Regions from separate parts of the Homo sapiens genome. Here region 2 is linked to region 1. The links are chromatin loops, found by intact Hi-C in ENCODE. Cell type or tissue: Calu3. All regions are shown on one strand. Links, peaks and the distances in the headings refer to the core of each region. The heading gives the core; the rest is flanking DNA.

What was found. Hi-C counts contacts between places; a loop is a spot of excess contacts. Peaks named below come from ENCODE experiments on the same cell type or tissue, not always from the same donor. Only the 100,000 strongest peaks of a DNase experiment are listed, where the experiment ranks them.
Region 2: a loop joins it to region 1, with 12 times the contacts of the local background. A loop is called at or near these places in 84 of 110 quality-filtered maps.

Annotation. Positions count from the first base shown.
Region 1 is chr1:52,122,976-52,132,111 of GRCh38, forward strand. No RefSeq gene overlaps it. Among named protein-coding and RNA genes, the nearest start is that of ZFYVE9, 15 kb to the right of the region's middle. In Calu3, for the core only: a CTCF peak has its summit at 4,638 (motif pointing right); a DNase peak (open chromatin) is centred at 4,656.
Region 2 is chr1:52,291,729-52,300,864 of GRCh38, forward strand. It overlaps ZFYVE9 (zinc finger FYVE-type containing 9), which reads left to right. Exons shown (of 19, transcript NM_004799.4): 11 at 1,725-1,949; 12 at 4,167-4,249. Among named protein-coding and RNA genes, the nearest start is that of CC2D1B, 70 kb to the right of the region's middle. In Calu3, for the core only: no CTCF peak of the experiment used is centred there; a DNase peak (open chromatin) is centred at 4,753.

The sequences.
Region 1 (9,136 bases), core at 729-8,728:
CTCACTGCAGCCTTGACCTCCCCAGGCTCAGGTGATCCTGAGAAGGGCTTTTTATTAGCTAAACTGATGACAACTGTTTCATACATCTTCACTGCCCATCCTCACTGTGGCATGTTAAGGAAAACACATTTTCCTGGATACTCAGGGAGGTGGTGTTAAAATGTAAAAGAATAGCACAATTCAAATGTTGACCATTCATTCATTCACTTGCTTGTGACCCTGGACAGGTCCTGGGCTCCAGTGCCCAACGTGTAAAATGGTAAGAGATGCTGGATTCTAGGATCTGTGCTGTCCTTTCTAGCCAGTGGCGTGCTGGTAAATGTTTTAACTGCTGGCTAAGTGTAGTTCTGACATGAATGTTGGTTTAACAAATGAGACGAAAATGAAACAAAGACATCTATTGGAACTTCACTCATTTATGAATGATATCGGTGATTTCTTTGCTGAATCAAGTAACGGTTTTCAAATACTGAAAGATTAGCTCTTAATTTTTTTCATGTTTTTCCCAGTGTAACAGCTACAGACACAACACAATTTTAAGTTTCATTTGCATTATTCACAGTTGCTCTATCACTTTCTTAAGTCTAGACACTTAACAAAACAAGCCCTGATATACACCATTTGCCAATTTCTCTGGTATAAATATTCCCACCATAGCCAGCTTCACAAAAGTGTTAAGTTTTGACGAAGTCCAATTTATTTTTTTCTTTGGTTGCTTATACTTTTGGTGTCATATCTAAGCAACCACTGCATAAGTGAGCCGAGATTGGACTCCATCCTGGGTGGGTGACAGAACAAGACTCTGTCAAGAAAGAGAGAAAGAGAGAGAAATAAATAAATAAATAAATAAATAAATAAATAAATAAATCACTGCATAATCCCTGGTTAGATTTACATCTATGTTTTCTTCTAATAATTTGTTTTTTTTTTTAAGATGGAGTCTCGCTCTGTTGCCCGGCTGGAGGTGCAGTGGCATGATCTCTGGCTCAATGCAACCTCCGCCTCCCAGGTTCAAGTTATTCTCCTGCCTCAGCCTCCCGAGTAGCTGGGACTACAGGCACATGCCACCACACCCAGCTAATTTTTTTATTTTTAGTACAGACAGGGTTTCACCATGTTGGCCAGGATGGTCTCTATCTCTTGACCTTGTGATCTGCCCACCTGGGCCTCCCAAAGTGCTGAGATTACAGGCGTGAGCCACCACGCCCGGCCCTCTTTTAATTTTTTTTTTTGAGATGGAGTTTTGCTTTTGTTGCCCAGGCTGGAAGTGTAATGGCCCAATCTCAGCTCACTGCAACCTCCACCTCCTAGGTTCAAGTAATTCTCCTGCCTCAGCCTCCCAAGTAGCTGAGATTACAGGCACCTACCACCATGCCTGGCTAATTTTTTGTATTTTTAGTAGAGACAAGGTTTCACCATGTTGGTCAGGCTGGTCTTGAACTCCTGATCTCAGGTAATCCACCCACCTTGGCCCCTCAAAGTGCTGGGATTACAGGTGTGAGCCACTGTGCCCAGCCAATAATATCATTTCATTATTTTTTTAGAAACAGGTCTCGCTCTGTCACCCAGGCTTGAGTGCAGTGGTGCAATCATAGGTCAGTGCAGCCTCAAACTCCTGGGCTCAAGCAATCCTCTCACCTCAGCTTCCTGAGTAGATGGGACTCACAGGTATGCACCACCATGCCCAGATAATTTTCAAATATTTTTTAGAGACAGGGGTCTCACTGTGTTGCCCAGGCTGGTCTTGAACTTCTGGCCTCAAGTGATCTTTCCACTTTGGTCTCCCAAAGTGCTGGGATTATAGATGTGAGCCACTGTGCCTGGCCCCCAGCACCATTTGTTGAGAAAACTATTTTTTCCCCATTGAATGATATGGTATACTAATTAAAAACAATAAATTTGAAACATTAGTAAGTATTTCTTTGTAAAAAAAAAAAAGTATCAATGGTAATTTGAATAGTGCTTGCTTTGTTTTTGTATAATTTATGAGTGACCAACGTTTCCATGCTTGGAACATGGTCCTAGTTCTAAGTTTGGATCCACTTCCAACATTTTATTTTTACTTTTTTAGAGACAGGGTCTTGCTCTGTCATCCAGGCTGGAGTGCAGTGACCCTATTGTAGCTCAGTGCAGCCTTGAACTCCTGAGCTCAAGCAGTCCTCACCCGCCTCAGCCTCCTGAGTAGTGGGGACTATGTAGCATAAGCCACCATGCCCGACTAATTAAAAATTTTATTATTTTTGTAGACACAGGGTCTTCCATATTGCCCAAGCTGGTCTTGCACACTCCTGGCCTCAAGCAATCCTTTTGCCTCGGCTTCCCAAAGTGCTGGAATTACAAGTCTAAGCCACTGTGCCTGGTCCACTCCGAACATCTTATTCTTTGTACTTTCAATATATATTTTGAAAAACCTGTTTAAATCAAAAATTTTTTGGTACTCTCAATGTCTTGAAGTATCTCTAAGAGTTCTCTTACTTATTTACTTAGTTATTATTATTATTATTATTTTGAGATGGAGTCTCGCTCTGTTGCCCAGGCTGGAGTGCAGTGGTGCAATCTTGGCTCACTTCAACCTCTGCCTCCCCGATTCAAGTGATTCTCCTGCCTCAGCCTCCCAAGTAGCTGGGATTACAGGTGTCTGCCACCATGCCCAGCTAATTTTTGTATTTTTTGTAGAGATGGGGTTTCGCCATGTTGGCCGGGCTGGTCTTGAACTCCTGACCTCAAATGATCCACCCGCCTCAGCCTCCCAAAGTGTTGGGATTACAGGTGTGAGCCACTGCACCTGGCCAAAGAGTTCCTTTAATGTGAAGTTTTTTGCTGGTCTTACTGTCTCTAAGACATCTTCATCCTTTTGGTTATAACCATTTTCTTCATTTTTTTCAAAAGTTTGCCTTCACTAAGTTCCTCTGGTTACATATCTAAAGTCTTTCAAATGGGAACAGTGTCAAAATTTCCATGCTCAACTACTTCAAGTTTCACTTCCAGCCTTATCACTTTTCATTTCTTTACTTCACTTGATCTTTTTTTTCTAATTCCCCTTTTTGATTATTCATTTTTCTAAAATGTCATGTGAGTTTTATTACTGGTAGAAAAGGAGGCAACACAATATATCCTTTGCTGTTTGTTAAAGAACTGAATAACAAATATGCAGTGATAGACCAAAGTCTATCACTGATTGACTTTGAAAGAAGTGGTGTGATTGATGACTGATCATAATGTGCATCTGTTATTTACATAGTGATGCATGGACTGAAGAGCCAGCAGCAAAGTTTGTAATGTGTGCAATTACTTATAGTTACTATATTGTGATAAATGAAATTTGAATTGTGTTGTTAACTATGGTAACTAAAATTCATGCATTTCAGAACTGTGCAAAGCAAGGGCTGCCTGTATTTATTACTTTGGTTTTTAACATAATTTAATTGTAAGTTTATATAATTTAAATTTTAACTAAACATTTTAATTGATACATAATTTTACATATTTGTGGGTATATATGATATTTAGATACCTCCATACAGTATATACTGATCAGATTAGGGTACTTATGATATCCATCACCTTACAGATTTATCATTTCTTTGAGTCGGGAACATTTCAAATCTTCTCTTCTAACTATTATGGCAATGTTTAACAATTGGCTCACAAAGTTTCGAAAATCTAACAATTGCCTCTCATGAGCCAACTGGAGCTAGTGTCAGCCCTTCACTGCTTTCACCTCATACATCCCTCAATTTTATGAATCCTCCCTTCCTTCAGCCAAAGCACATATGCTCATACATTCAAAACCAAGCAAAAACACTATTTTCACCCAACTCTTTATTCCTATAGTGTCTGGATCATAGGTAGAGCTCAGTGTTTGCAGAATTAAAGTGAATTCACATTCACATGAGAACACACACGAGTCCACATCATTTGTTCATGTGCACAACCGAGATGCAGCACATTCAAATAAAATAAATGTTGGCCACAACGGATGCTCACTATTTGGCTGGTCTATTCTGTACAACAAAATGTTTTTTATTTGGTTTTCTGATTATGAGAGAATACATGTACATTGGAAAGAACAGGAAAGGGTATGAAGTAGTTGTTAACTCTTTTCTGGAGCTGCCAGAGATAGTGATGGGAAACAGTGTTTTAGGTTTAAAAGATAAGAGAAGGCAAGGGAAGATACTTAACTTTAATTGAGTGCCTACCATGCACCTGGCACTTTCTTGCTAGCCCTTACAACTATGTACCATACAAATCAGAAAAACAATGCTCAGAATAAGTGACTTTCTCCAGTCAACCTGAAATTAGTGGAGCTGTAATTCGAATTCAGATCTGCTTACTGCAAAACACAAGCTCTTTCCACTACACTATCTCTGTACTTGTGGGCAGTCTCAAATAGGTTGGTAGGCTAAAGGAGCTCTGACTGAACTGGATACCCTGAGGAAAAGCCCAGAGATTCAAATGCCTACACAACTTTCCTCCTCAGTCCAGTCCATGTTTACATCATTAGAACCCAGGTTTTCACACTGTAGCCCAGGGTCTTTCCGTTGTACCATACATGCCATACTGCCTCATACAGAATTCTTATGAAAAAACATAAACATTCCCCACTGTCAAGTGTATCCTAATGCTTCCTTACTGGCACCAGAAGATGGCAGTGTGGGTCATCATGGACAGAATGTTAATAACAATAATTATGCTTGTGGGAATACCCTCTTCCATTATTCTCCAGTCAAATCTAACTGACAGGAAAGCACTTCACCCACATTAGAAGTGGTCTCAGCAGTTTGCCTCTCCCTGGTGCTTGGTGCATATTCCCACCCTGAGCGTGGGAGAAGGTGTGGCAATGCTCAAGCAGTAAGAAAATCTGTAGTCACACCTGGGTTGGAATCTTAGCTCTGCCACTTACAGTCACTTTGGACAGGCAACTTCACCTCTCTGAACCTGTTTCCTAATCTGGCAACATGTTGAAATAGCATTCATCATCTTCTCCCTCAAGCCTTCTCCTTCTCTGCTGTCGCCCTGCTTGACAGCACTGACTACTAAGTTACCCAACCCAGAAACCCAAGTGTCATCCTTGACCTCTCCCTCTTTTTCACGTGCCAATCCAATCATGAGTTTGATGATTTTACTTCCTGAAATCTGTATTTTCCCTCCTCTACCTAATTCAGGTCACCATCACTTTTGCCTGGATGACTGCAATAAACACTTATAAGTGGCTTCCCTGCCTCCAAGTCTGTGTCCTCTAATCTATTTCCTACATAGCAGTTAGTGATCTTTTCTAAAATCAAATCTGTTAACACCATTGTGATCTTTTCTGAAATCAAATCTGTTAACACCATTGTGATCTCTTCTAAAATCAAATCTGTTAACATCATTGACCAGATTAAAAGCTCTAACAGCTTCTCACTGCTGATAGAATCCAAAGTCCTTGACAAGAATTAGAAGACCTTTCTTGATTTGGCCTCTGTCTTGGCTGTCATTGCTTCCCAACTTTGTACTCTCTGCTTCAGCCAAAATTGTCCTCTCAGTTCTTCAGGCATACCATACTATGTGTTCTCCTGCTTCTAGGTTGTTGCACATTCTATTTATGCTGCCCAAAAAACTCTTTTCCTATCTACTGTCTTCCCTCCCTCTACCCAATTCACCTAGCAAAGTCCTGGACATTTTTCAGGTCTCAACTTAGGTGACACTTCCTCTAAGAAGTTTTTCCTGATCCCTAAGTTCAGGTTAGATACCCCTGATTTGTGTTCCTAGAACACACTGCACTTACCCCTTAAGATTGTAATTGCCTATTTCCTCATCTGCTTCCATCAGTAGAGTCTAACATCTGTAAGGAATAGTGCCTTGCTTACCACAGAACACTGTGCTTGGTACATGGTAGCATTCAATAAATATTTGACTAACTGGCTGAATTAATGAACTATTTGGTGATTTCATTGCCTGCATCTTCTAACTTCTGGTTCTATACCCTAGCTTTCAGCATCTGCTTCTGGCCTCTTTTCTGGTTAGATTGATCTATTCTCTTTTTGCACCCTAGATAACTTCCAAGATTCTCAACTCTATATGCTTTCTTACGGTCAGCATCATCTACAGTTCCAGTTTGCATAGTCCACTCTTTACCCCCAAGGAATCCAGGATATCAGTGCTGGTCAACCTTGACCACTACTTCCACTTGCCCAGAGTGATTCAGATAATAAATAACATCAGCTACCATTTAATGAACACCCACTATGTGCCAATTCCTTTGTATATTGTAGCAGACATTAGCCTCATTTTATTGATGGGAAAACAAGTCTTTCTCTTCATATCCAGTAGTTACTCAGGACTGAACTCATGTCTGTCTGTTCCAAAGCTTTTCCCATTACACAGTCTTGAAAGTGTTATTATATCTTATTGTATCAGGTTTGACAGAAAGTATGGGTGTTGGTAGGAGAGAGGGACAGTGGTAGCACTGAGGTACAACCTTTTGGAAAGGGAATTTGGTAATATCTAACAAAACTACATATGCATTATTTGATCAGGCAAAACTAAGAATTTGCCCTAAAGATACATCTACAACAACAGAAAAACACATATGCCCAAAATTATTGACTGCAACATTGCAATTGCAAAATACTGGTAACAATTTAAATGCCTAATTTTAAGAGAATGGTTGAATAAATTACAGCAGCAGTTCTCAAACATTTTGGTCTCAGGTCCCCTATACACTCATAAATTATAAGGGACCCAAAAGATCTTTCGTTTCTATAGATTACATATATGGATAGGTATCATTTTAGAAATTAAAACTAAGACATTTTAAACATTTATTTAAAATAACAATAGTTGGCCGGGCATGGTGGCTCATGCCCCTAATCCCAGCACTTTGGGAGGCCAAGGTGGGCAGATCACTTGAGGTCAGGAGTTCAAGATCAGCCTGGCCAAAATAGTGAAACCCCATCTCTAGTAAAATCACAAAAATTAGCCGGGCGTGGTAGCACGCATCTGTACTCCCAGCTACTTGGGAAGCTGAGGCAGGACAATCTCTTGAACCCAGGAAGCAGAGGTTGCAGCGAGCCGAGATTGCACCACTGGACTCCAGCCTGGGCGACAGAGCCAGACTTCGTCTCAAAAAAAAAAGTATCGATGGAACATATCTCAAAATAATAAGAGCTATTTATGACAAACCCACAGCCAACATCATACTGAATGGGCAAAAGCTGGAAGCATTCCCTTTGAAAACTGGCACAAGACAAGGATGCCCTCTCTCACCACTCCTATTCAACATAGTATTGGAAGTTCTGCCCAGGGCAATCAGGCAAGAGAAAGAAATAAAGGGCATTCACATAGGAAGAGAGGAAGTCAAATCCTCTCTGTTTGCAGATGACATGATTGTATATTTAGAAAACCCCATCGTGTCAGCCCAAAATCTCCTTAAGCTGACAAGCAACTTCAGCAAAGTCTCAGGATACAAAATCAATATGTGAAAATCACAAGCATTCCTATACACCAATAACAGACAGAGATCCAAATCATGAGTGAACTCCCATTCACAATTGCTACAAAGAGAACAAAATACCTAGGAATACAACTTACAAGGAATGTGAAGGACCTCTTCAAGGAGAACTACAAACCACTGCTCAAGGAAATAAGACAGGACACAAATGGAAAAACATTCCAGGCTCATGGATAGGAAGAATCAATATCATGAAAATGGCCATACTGCCCAAAGTAATTTATAGATTCAGTGCTATCCCCATCAAGCTACCACTGACTTTCTTCACAGAATTAGAAAAAAACGACTTGAAATTTCATATGGAACCAAAAAAGAGCCTGTATAGCCAAGACAATCCTAAGCAAAAAGAACAAAGCTGGAGGCATGACGCTACCTGACGTCAAACTATACTACAAGGCTACAGTAACTAAAACTGCAAAGTATTGGTACCAAAACAGATACATAGACCAATGGAACAGAACAGAGGCCTCAGAAATAACGCCACACATCTACAACCATCTGATCTTTGACAAACCTGATAAAAACAAGCAATGGGGAAAGGATTCCCTATTTAATAAATGGTGTTGGAAAAACTTGCTAGCCATATGCAGAAAACTGAAACTGGACCCCTTCCTTACACCTTATACAAAAATTAACTCGAGATGGATTAAAGGCTTAAACGTAAGATCTAAAACATAAAAATCCTAGAAGAAAACCTAGGCAATACCATTCAAGACATAGGCATAGGCAAAGACTTCATGACTAAAACACCAAAAGGAAAGGCAACAAAAGCCAGAATTGACAAATGGGATCTAATTAAACTAAAGAGCTTCTGCATAGCAAAAGAAACTATCATCAGAGTGAACAGGAAATCTACAGAATGGGAGAAAATTTTTGCAATTATCCATCTGACAAAGGGCTAATATCCAGAATCTACAAGGAACTTGAACAAATTTACAAACAACCCCATCAAAAAGTGGGTGAAGGATATGAACAGACACTTCTCAAAATAAGACATTTATGTGGACAACAAACATATGAAAAAAAGCTCATCATCACTACTCATTAAAGAGATGCAAATCAAAACCACAATGAGATACCATCCCATGCCACTTAGAATGGTGATTATTAAAAAGTCAGGAAACAACAGATGCTGGAGAGGATGTGGAGAAACAGGAACACTTTTACACTGTTGCTGGGAGTGTAAATTAGTTCAACCATTGTGGAAGAAAGTGTGGTGATTCCTCAAGGATCTAGAACCAGAAATACCATTTGACACAGCAATCCCATTACTGGGTAATAGGATTTAAATCATTCTAATGAACTCCTGGCCTCAAGCAATCCTCCTGCCTCAGCCTGCCATAGTGCTGGGATTACAGGTGTGAGCCACTATGTCTGACCACAGGTGGTAATTTATTAAAGGTGAGTTGCAATGTGGACTCTGCAACCAAATCAGTGAACTTTTCATACTGTTACATTAAATCCATTGGTCTATATTACATTTTAAATAGATAGTTTATCTATATGTACTTCTTTTTTTTTTTTTTTCTTTTTTTTCAGACAGTCTCACTCAGTCGCCCAGGCTGGAGTCCAGTGGTGCAATCTCGGCTCACCACAACCTCTGCCTCCTGGGTTCAAGCGATTCTCCTGCCTCAGCCTCCCAAG
Region 2 (9,136 bases), core at 545-8,544, 170 kb after region 1:
TTAGCCAGGCGTGGTGGTGGGTGCCTATAGTCCCAGCTACTCGGGAGGCTGAGGCAGGAGAATTGTTTGAACCCGGGAAGGAGAGGTTGCAGTGAGCTGAGATCACACCACAGCACTCCAGGGTTCCAGGGTGGGTAACAGAGCGAGACTCTGTCTCAAAAAAAAAAAAAAAAAAAAAGAGAAACCTGCTTAATATGAATTTAGATAAGCCCTAAATTATAGAGCTATGTTTCATATTTGTCTCAAAAAATTATAAACAATAAATCCTGTCCAAGCACGGTGGCTCGCGCCTGTAATCCCAGCACTTTGGGAGGCCAAGGCAGATGGATCATTTGAAGTCAGGAATTTGAGACCAGTCTGGCCAACATGGTGAAACTCTGTTTCTACTAAAAATGCGAAAAAAATCAGCTGAGTGTGGTGGTGCATGTTTGTAATTGTAGCTATTCAGGAGGCTGAGGTGAGAGGAATTGCTTGAACCTGGGAGGCAGATGCTGCATTGAGCCAAGATCACACCACTGCACTCCAGCCTGGGTGGCAGAGCAAGACTCCATCTCAAAAAAAAAAAAAAAACAAAACGAGAAAAAAACAACTTGTCTGTGGTACCATCTTCATAAATCCTCATCTTCCCTTAATGTCTTATAACTGTACTTATTACCATAATTCATTATGTTCATGAGTTGACTTTGTTCACCCAGTGAAATTATAAGCTTGGTGACAGCAGCTTCCTAATCTGAACATTTCTTTTTTTTTTTTTTTTTTTTTTGAGACAGTGTCACTCTATCGCCTAGGCTGGAGCGCAGTGGCACAATCTTGGCTCACTGCAACCTCCGCCTCCCAGGTTCGAGCAATTCTCCTGCCTCAGCCTCCTGAGTAGCTGGGATTACAGGCGCACACCACTACGCCTGGCTAATTTTTGTATTTTTAGTAGAGATGGGGTTTTACCATGTTGGTCAGGCTGGTCTCGAACTCTGACCTTGTGATCCACCCACCTCGGCCTCCCAAAGTGCTGGGATTACAGGTGTGAGCCACCGCACCCGGCCTTGAACATTTCTTTATGACCTTTGAGGTGATAGTTCTTGAGACCTCTAAAGCAATTCATACAGTAAAGCTGTACAGTTTAACCAAGGAAGGCATCAATATTTTTGGCTTTTACTTAGACAAACTTCAACAATGTGATAATATAACTTAGTTTATGCTCATTAGAAGCCCTGATAAAATTGGAAACCAAATTTTCATTTAATAAATGCCATTTATTTAAAAATCAGCTTTTTAAATGTAAGTCTTTCATAGTGAAAGATTGGGAATTACTGTTTGGTAGTGTCCATCCAGCCCAGAGTTGCATAATGTTTATTAAAAATATGATTAATTGGCCGGGCGCTGTGGCTCATGCCTGTAATCCCAGCACTTTGGGAGGCTGAGGCAGGTGGATCATGAGGTCAGGAGATGGAGACCATCCTGGCTAACACGGTGAAACCCCGTCTCCACTAAAAATACAAAAAAGTTAGCCAGGTCTGGTGGCGGGCACCTGTAGTCCCACCTACTCAGGAGGCTGAGGCAGGAGAATGGGGTGAACCTGGGAGGCGGAGCTTGCAGTGAGCCAAGATTGCGCCACTGCACTCCAGCCTGGGCAACAGCCAGACTCCGTCTCAAAAAAAAAAAAAAAAAAAAAAGAAATATGATTAATTTATTGATACAAAGTAGCTAATAAACTTTTTTGTTTTTAGGGAATGTGGTGAGCAACTTGGGACATTCCTTCTTCAGTCAAAGTTTCCTTGGCAGTAAAGAACATGGTGGATTCTTATATGTGACATCTACCTACCAGTCACTGCAAGACCTAGTACTCCCAACCCCACCTTACTTGTTTGGGATTCTTATCCAGAAATGGGAAACTCCTTGGGCTAAAGTATTTCCTATCCGTCTGATGTTGAGACTTGGAGCTGAATATCGACGTAAGTAGTAAAAACACGTTTTTCAAGGCATGATGACTAAAATAATGCCTGAAATATTCAGAGCCCTCTGTTTGGTGATATAATTCAGCAGAAATAGTCTTTTGAAATAGCTAAACTAAATTTGGCCAGTGTCTGCGTGTATTGGGCATAATGGGAAGCACTGAAAATAACGAATGAGGAAGTTGATTATGTATTACCTTGTAAACTTACTGCTTTTATAGTTCATTGATAAAAAACACGATCATCTTTAGAAAAGTGAATTTGAACTTAAGTAACTTTATTTTTTATAGTTTCTGTATATGATGAGCATATTCTTTGTCACTTGGTTGGAAAACAGTTACGATCAATTATATTTTACTTAACATACTGGAAGCTAGTGGAATGGAAACCACTCTCAGTTGGTAAGATACAGGCTACAGAAGAAGGAGCTTCCTTGCTCATGGCTTTAGCAGCGTAACTAAGATGTGATTTTTAAAAAGACATTAATGGTTAAATGCAAACTTTATTTTAAATTTTATATCTCCATCTAATTAAAAGTGCCCTGTGCTAGGAATCCGACCACTTGAGTAAGATTCTCAACTCTGCCACTTATGAGCTCTGTAACTTTGGGCAAGTCACCCAAGTTCTCTGATTGTGTTTCTTTTGTAAACTGGAAATAATAATGCTTGCCTTCTATTTTATATTGGGTTGTTAACAGGATCAAATGAGAGAATAAATGAAACATAATTTTATAAACCATAAAACAGTTTATGTTCTCAGCAAGTCAACTTCATTCTTCCACCAATTATTTATTTATTCAGTAAGAATTTAATAAAGGCCTCCCATATATCCTGAATCCTGGGAATTCTGAAATAGCTAAGATGTGATTATAGGCTCTCGGGAACTTTTATAAGGAATACATACAGAAATAATGATTGTAGTGGTATCTTGTATTAAAACCTGTGCTCAAAGTTAAGTTCATTGGGAGCTCCAAGACAGGCTCTAACTTGACCAGACCAGGAATGAAGGAGTAGTTGGACCTTCAGTTTTCTTGGACCAGAGTGCCTCTGGATTAACTCTGAAGGAGGCATATGAATCAGCTAAATGAATCAGGGAAAGGGAAGGATTGTGTGCAAAAGAAGCAACATGTGTATCTTCCTATTTTATACAGGCATTTCAAACCATAAAATTCAAGAGATGAGCCAGACTGATTTGCCTCTCCTAAGGAGGATCCTGGTTAGGAGGTATAGAAGAATGAACTCTTGGCTGAGTGCGGTGGCTCATGCCTCTAATTCCAGCACTTTTGAGAGGTGGCCAAGGCAGGCAGATCATTTGAGGTCAAGAGTTCAAGACCAGCCTGGCCAACATGGTGAATCCCATCTCTACTAAAAATACAAAAAAATTAGCTGGGTATGGTGGCGCATGCCTGTAATTCCAGCTACTGGAGAGGCTGAGGCAGGAGAATCGCTTGAACCCTCCTAAGGCAGGAGATCATGCCACTGCACTCCAGCCTGGGTGACAGAGTGAGACTGTGTCTCAAAAAAAAAAGAGTGAACTCTTAAACTTGTTGGAAAAAGAAAAAGTGAACTCTTAAACTTATTGAGCACAGAGGAATCAGGAGATATTTATTTCCTGGATCGTATCAATTCAGTTTGAAGAAGATTGCTCCCTAAGACCTTGTGGGTTTGTTTGTTTGTTTGTTTGTTTGTTTGTTTGTTTTGGAGACAGGGTCTCATTCTGTCACCAAGGCTGGAGTGGGCTCCAGCCCACTCTGTCACCCATTCTGTCACCTGGGCTCAAGCCATCCTTCTACCTCTCAGCCTCCCAAGTAGATGGGACTACAGGTGCATGCTACCACACCCAGCTAATTTTTTTGTTTGTTTTTTTGTAGAGACAGGGTCTCCCTAGGTTGCACAGGCTGGTCTCAAACTCCTAGGCTCAGGTGATCCTTCTGCCTCAGCCTCCCAAAGTGCTGGGATTACAAGCATGAGCCACTATGCCTGGCTATTGTGTGTCATTTTTGAAACATTTACATCGAAAGGCTTATTCTGGTTATCAGAAGACTTAATATGGCTCAGCATTTGTCTGCTACCATGCCAAATACTTTTTGAGCCCAAAATTTGATATGTTCTAATGAGCCATTATAATTATATTTTGAAAATTGTATTAGTCATGAAATCTCTTTTACCAAAGTTTTATGTTGCCAAATTTAAGTTTGATCATTTCTCATTTCCATAGTTTATCCATGCCCACTATTCAGTGTCAGATTTCGGAAGCCATTGTTTGGAGAGACGGGGCATACCATCATGAATCTTCTTGCAGTAAGTTGGGAATTTTTTTTCCTTTGTCCTTACTGGAGTTTATATGGGAGAAGGAAGAAAGCAATTTTATTATTTTCTTGGTAGCTGTGCCCAAGCTGCTTAAGGCAGGTAAAGATATATGCTGAAGAAAAAGAACAGTATATGTATGTGTATATATATATATACACACACACACATATACATATATATTCATATGTATACACACACACACACACACATATATATATTCTTTTGCAAACATGAAGTGAAATGGTACAGGATTCCAGCGCCTGATTATACACTTACCGTCCAACCTTGCAGAATTATTGTGAGGACTAGAAGTAATACATAAATAAAACACCTAGCATTCTGTCTTGTTTTTATTTTAAGACTGGCATTCTATGAGTTTCTCTTGTGTCTATATAGGTTATTATCCAAGCAAAGATTGGTCAGAGATTGTACCCAGATACCCCAAGCCAGTAAGGCTACTGCCCTCTGCTGATGGATCTGAATATGGACTGGAATTTAAACTTCATTGTTTTCCTTTCTTCTGGGCTCTCTCATGTCTCCTACACACGTGCACAGGTTCTGACTCTGTTGGCCAAGATCATTGGTTGGCTTGAGTCCACTAAGTTCTCTGCTGCATATATGCACAGACTAGGATCAATCCTGGATATTTGGACCGTTTATGAAGCTCCCTATGGTTGTCTTACCTCCCAGAACTTGCCCCAAACAGGTTTGGTGAAATCAAGGTAATCAAGCTACTGGGCCTCCCTTTTTAATAACCACCGAGATTACCACTTTGACAATGTTCCATAGCAAGTAAACTCCTTCAAGTAGCAAAGCTCATTTTTTTGTTTGTTTTGTTTTATTTTGTTTGAGACAGAGTCTCTATCGCCCAAGTTGGAATGCAGTGGCACGATCTCAGCTCATTGCAACCTCCACCTCCGAGCAATTCTCGTGCCTGAGCCTCCTGAGCAGCTGTGACTATGGGAGCACACTACCACACCCAGCTAATTTTTGTATTTTTTGTAGAGAGAGCGTTTTGCTATGTTGGCCAGACTGATCTCAAACTCCTGGCCTCAATGATTCACCTGCCTCAGCCTCCCAAAGTGCTGGTATTACAGGCATGAGCCACTGCTCCCAGCTGCAAAGCTCATTGTTTTTACAAACTACCTTGCCCTGGTTGAACTACCTAACTACCTAATGGGGCTAGGGGGCAGCCCCAGGCAAGAAGGTCACAGACTCAATTCAAAGTTCAGTAGTTTTCATGAAAAAAACATTTCTTTTTTTTTTTTTTTTTGGAGATGGAGTCTCGCTCTGTTGTCCAGGCTGGAGTGCAGTGGCACAATCTTACTGCAACCTCTGCCTCCCAGGTTCAAGAGAGTCTCCTGCTTCAGCCTTCAGAGCAGCTGGGATTACAGGCACCTGCCACCACGCCTGGCTAATTTTTTGTATTTTTCATAGAGACAGGGTTTTACCTTGTTGGCCAGGCTGGTCTCAAACTCCTGACCTCAGGTGATCCACCCATCTCAACCTCCTAAAGTGCTGGGATTACAGGCATGAGCCACCATGCCCAGCCAAAACACTTCTTAATGTTAATATGCCTTTGATCTAATTCCAGAGCACTGAAATGGTTCTTTTTAAGCCACTTATACAGCTTTTCGGTTGCTTTTTGAGGAGTGGGTTTGGTGATTTCCTCCCTCTGTGATGCTTAAAAGCTATATTTCCAGTTATCTTTTTTTTTTTATTTCTTTAAAAAATTTTGTTTTGTTTTGTTTTTTGGGACAGAGTCTCGCACTGTCGCCTGGGCTGGAGTGCAGTGGCACGATCTCGGCTCACTGCAACCTCCATCTCCTGGGTTCAAGCAATTCTTGTGCCTCAGCCTCCCCAGTAGCTGGAATTACAGGCACGAAACACCATGCCCAGCTAGTTTTTGTATTTTTAGTAGAGGCGCATGTTGGCCAGGCTGGTCTCAAACTCATGACCTCGAGTGATCCACCCACCTCAGCCTCCCAAAGTGCCTTTTGCCTGTTTTTTAATTGGGTTGTCTTTTTGCTGCTAGGTTAAATTTGTTATATATTCTGGATATTAACTCCTTTTCAGATGTATGGTTTGCAGATATTTTCCATTTCTGTAGGTTGTGTCTTCACTCTGTTAATAGTTTCCTTTTCTGTGCAAAATCTTTTTAGTTTGATGTAATTCCATTTGTCTATTTTTGCTTTTATTGCCTGTGCTTTTGGGATCTTATCTAAAAATTCATTGCCTAGCCCAATATTGTGAAGCATTTGCCCTGTTTTCTTCTAATAGTTTCATAGTTTTGGGTTTAAATTTAAGTCTTTAATCCGTTTTTAGTTGATTTTTGTATATGGGGAGAGGTGGGGGTCTAGTTTCATTCTTCTGCATGTGGATATATCCACTTTTCCAAGTACTATTTATTGAAGAGAGTCCTTTCTGCAGTGTGTGTTCTTGGCACCTTTGTCGAAAATTAGTTGGCTGTAGGTGTCCAAATTCATTTCTGGGCCTTCTATTCTGTACTGTTGGAGTATGTGTTTGTTTTGGCCACTACTATGCTGTTTTGGTTATTATAGTTTTGTAGTATATTTGGTCAGGTAGTGTGATATCTCTAGCTTTGTTCTTTTTGCTCAGGACTGTTTTGGCCATTTGAGGCCTTTTGTGGTTTTATAAGAATATTAAGGTTTTGGTTTTTTTTTCTGTTTCTGTGAAGAATATCATTGGCATTTTGATAGAGATTGCATTAAATCTGTAGATACCTTTGGGTAGTATGGCTATTTTCACGGTATTAATTCTTCCAATCCATGAACATGGAATCAGTTTCCTTTGTCAATGTTTTTTTTTTTTTTTTTTTTTGAGACGGAGTCTTGCTCTGTTACCCAGGCTGGAGTGCAGTGGCGCAATTTCGGCTCACTGCAAGCTCCGCCTCCCGGGTTCACACCTTCTCCTGCCTCAGCCTGCCGAGTAGCTGGGACTACAGGTGCCCGCCACCACGCCTGGCCAATTTTTTGTACTTTTAGTAGAGACGGGGTTTCACTGTGTTAGCCAGGATGGTCTCGATCTCCTGACCTCATGATCCGCCCGCCTCTGCCTCCTAAAGTGCTGGGATTACAGGCGTGAGCCACCTTGCCCGGCCCTTTTTCAATGTTTTAGAGGTTTCTTTGTAAAGATCTTTTACCTCTTAACTAAGTGTATTCCTAGGTATCTTATTTTTTTTATAGCTACTGTAAATGGAATTGTTTTCTTTATTTTTTATTAGCGTATAGAAACACTACTGATTTTACATGCTGATTTTGTATCCTACAACTTTACCGAATTTGTTCATTAGCTCTAACAGGTTTTTGGTGGCATCTTTAGGGTTTTCTATGTATAGGGTCATGTCATTTGCAAACAAGCACAATTTGACTTTCCAGTTTGGATGCCTTTTATTTCTTTCTCTTGCCTAAGTGCTCTGGCTAGGACTATGTTGAATAGAAAGGATTAAAATGGGCATCCATGTCTTGTTCCTGTTCTTTGAGGAAAAGATTTCCACTGTTCCCATTCAGTATGATGTTAGCTGTGGGTTTGTCACATATGGCCTTTATTGTGCTGGGCTGCTTGTCCAGCTGGGCACAGCAGGCCAGCCAGCTGTGTGTTGGTTTCTCCACTGTACAGGTCTGTCTGTTCCCTGGGGCAGGGAGGTGCCATGTGAGTTCAGTGCCAGGGCTCCCTCATTCTGTTGGGCCTAGGCTCTCAGCAGCTGGATGATGGTGATACAGCTACATGTGTGTGTTGTGGACTGACAGTGGAGCTTCAGAGATGGAGAGATGCAGTGGCAATTGGCCCCCAGGCAGGATGAACTCTAGCAGTGGGTCCAGTTTCAAGATGGCACCATGCTATGACTGGGAATGAGGGCTGTATGACATGGGCTCCAACTCTGGAGCAGTGTAGTCCTGTGAACTGCAGGCAACTACAAACTGGATTCAGGGTTTGTGAGGACCGCGGGACGAGGCTGCAGTGGTCATGGGGACCATGGGTCCCCAGCTTACCCTTTCCCCATTAGAAGTAGTCCTTCCTGACTCCAGGCCACTCCTTGCAGGGAGGCAGTGCGGCAGAGGCAGAGTGCTTCGCTCCCGTCTCTGTGGTGCTATCTGGGGCATCTGGTGCTCCACAGGAATTTCAGCACTCCCCTGGTGCTCTCCAGCATACTTCCACAGCCACTCCAGTTGAAATATAGTTTGTTTATTGTTGTTTTGGTCCCTTTTGTTGAGTAGAGGGGAGCAAGAGCCAGACAACTCCAGTCAACCATCTTGCTGATGTCACTGTCGTTTAGAGAGAACAATAAGAAAAAAAAGTCTTGGCTGGGCGTAGTGGCTCATGCCTGTAATCTCAGTACTTTGGGAGGCCAAGGCAGGCGGATCACGATGTCAGGAGTTTGAGACCAGCCTGGCTGATATGGTGTAACCCCGTCTCTACTAAAACTACAAAACTTAGCTGGGCATGGTGGCACATGCCTGTAAATGCCAGCTACTCAGGAGGCTGAGCCAGGAGAATCTTTTGAACCTGGGAGGCAGAGGTTGCAGTGAGCCAAGATCGTGCCACTGCATTCCAGCCTGGGCGACAGAGTAAGACTCAGTTTCAAAAGAAAAAGAAAAAAAATCTTGTAGATTTACCCATCTAGTTGCCATTTCCAGTGTTTTTCATTCCTTTGTATAACTCTGTATTTTCATCTGGTGTCATTTTCCTTCTGCCAAAATGATTGCCTGTAATATTTCTTACAGTGTAGGTTTGCTGCTGATGAATTATTTTAGCTTTTGTATTTCTAACAACATCTTTATTTGATCTTCATATTTGGAAGATACTTTTGGTGGTTGGAGAAGTCTAGGTTGAGTTTTGTTGTTTAGGTTTTTTGGT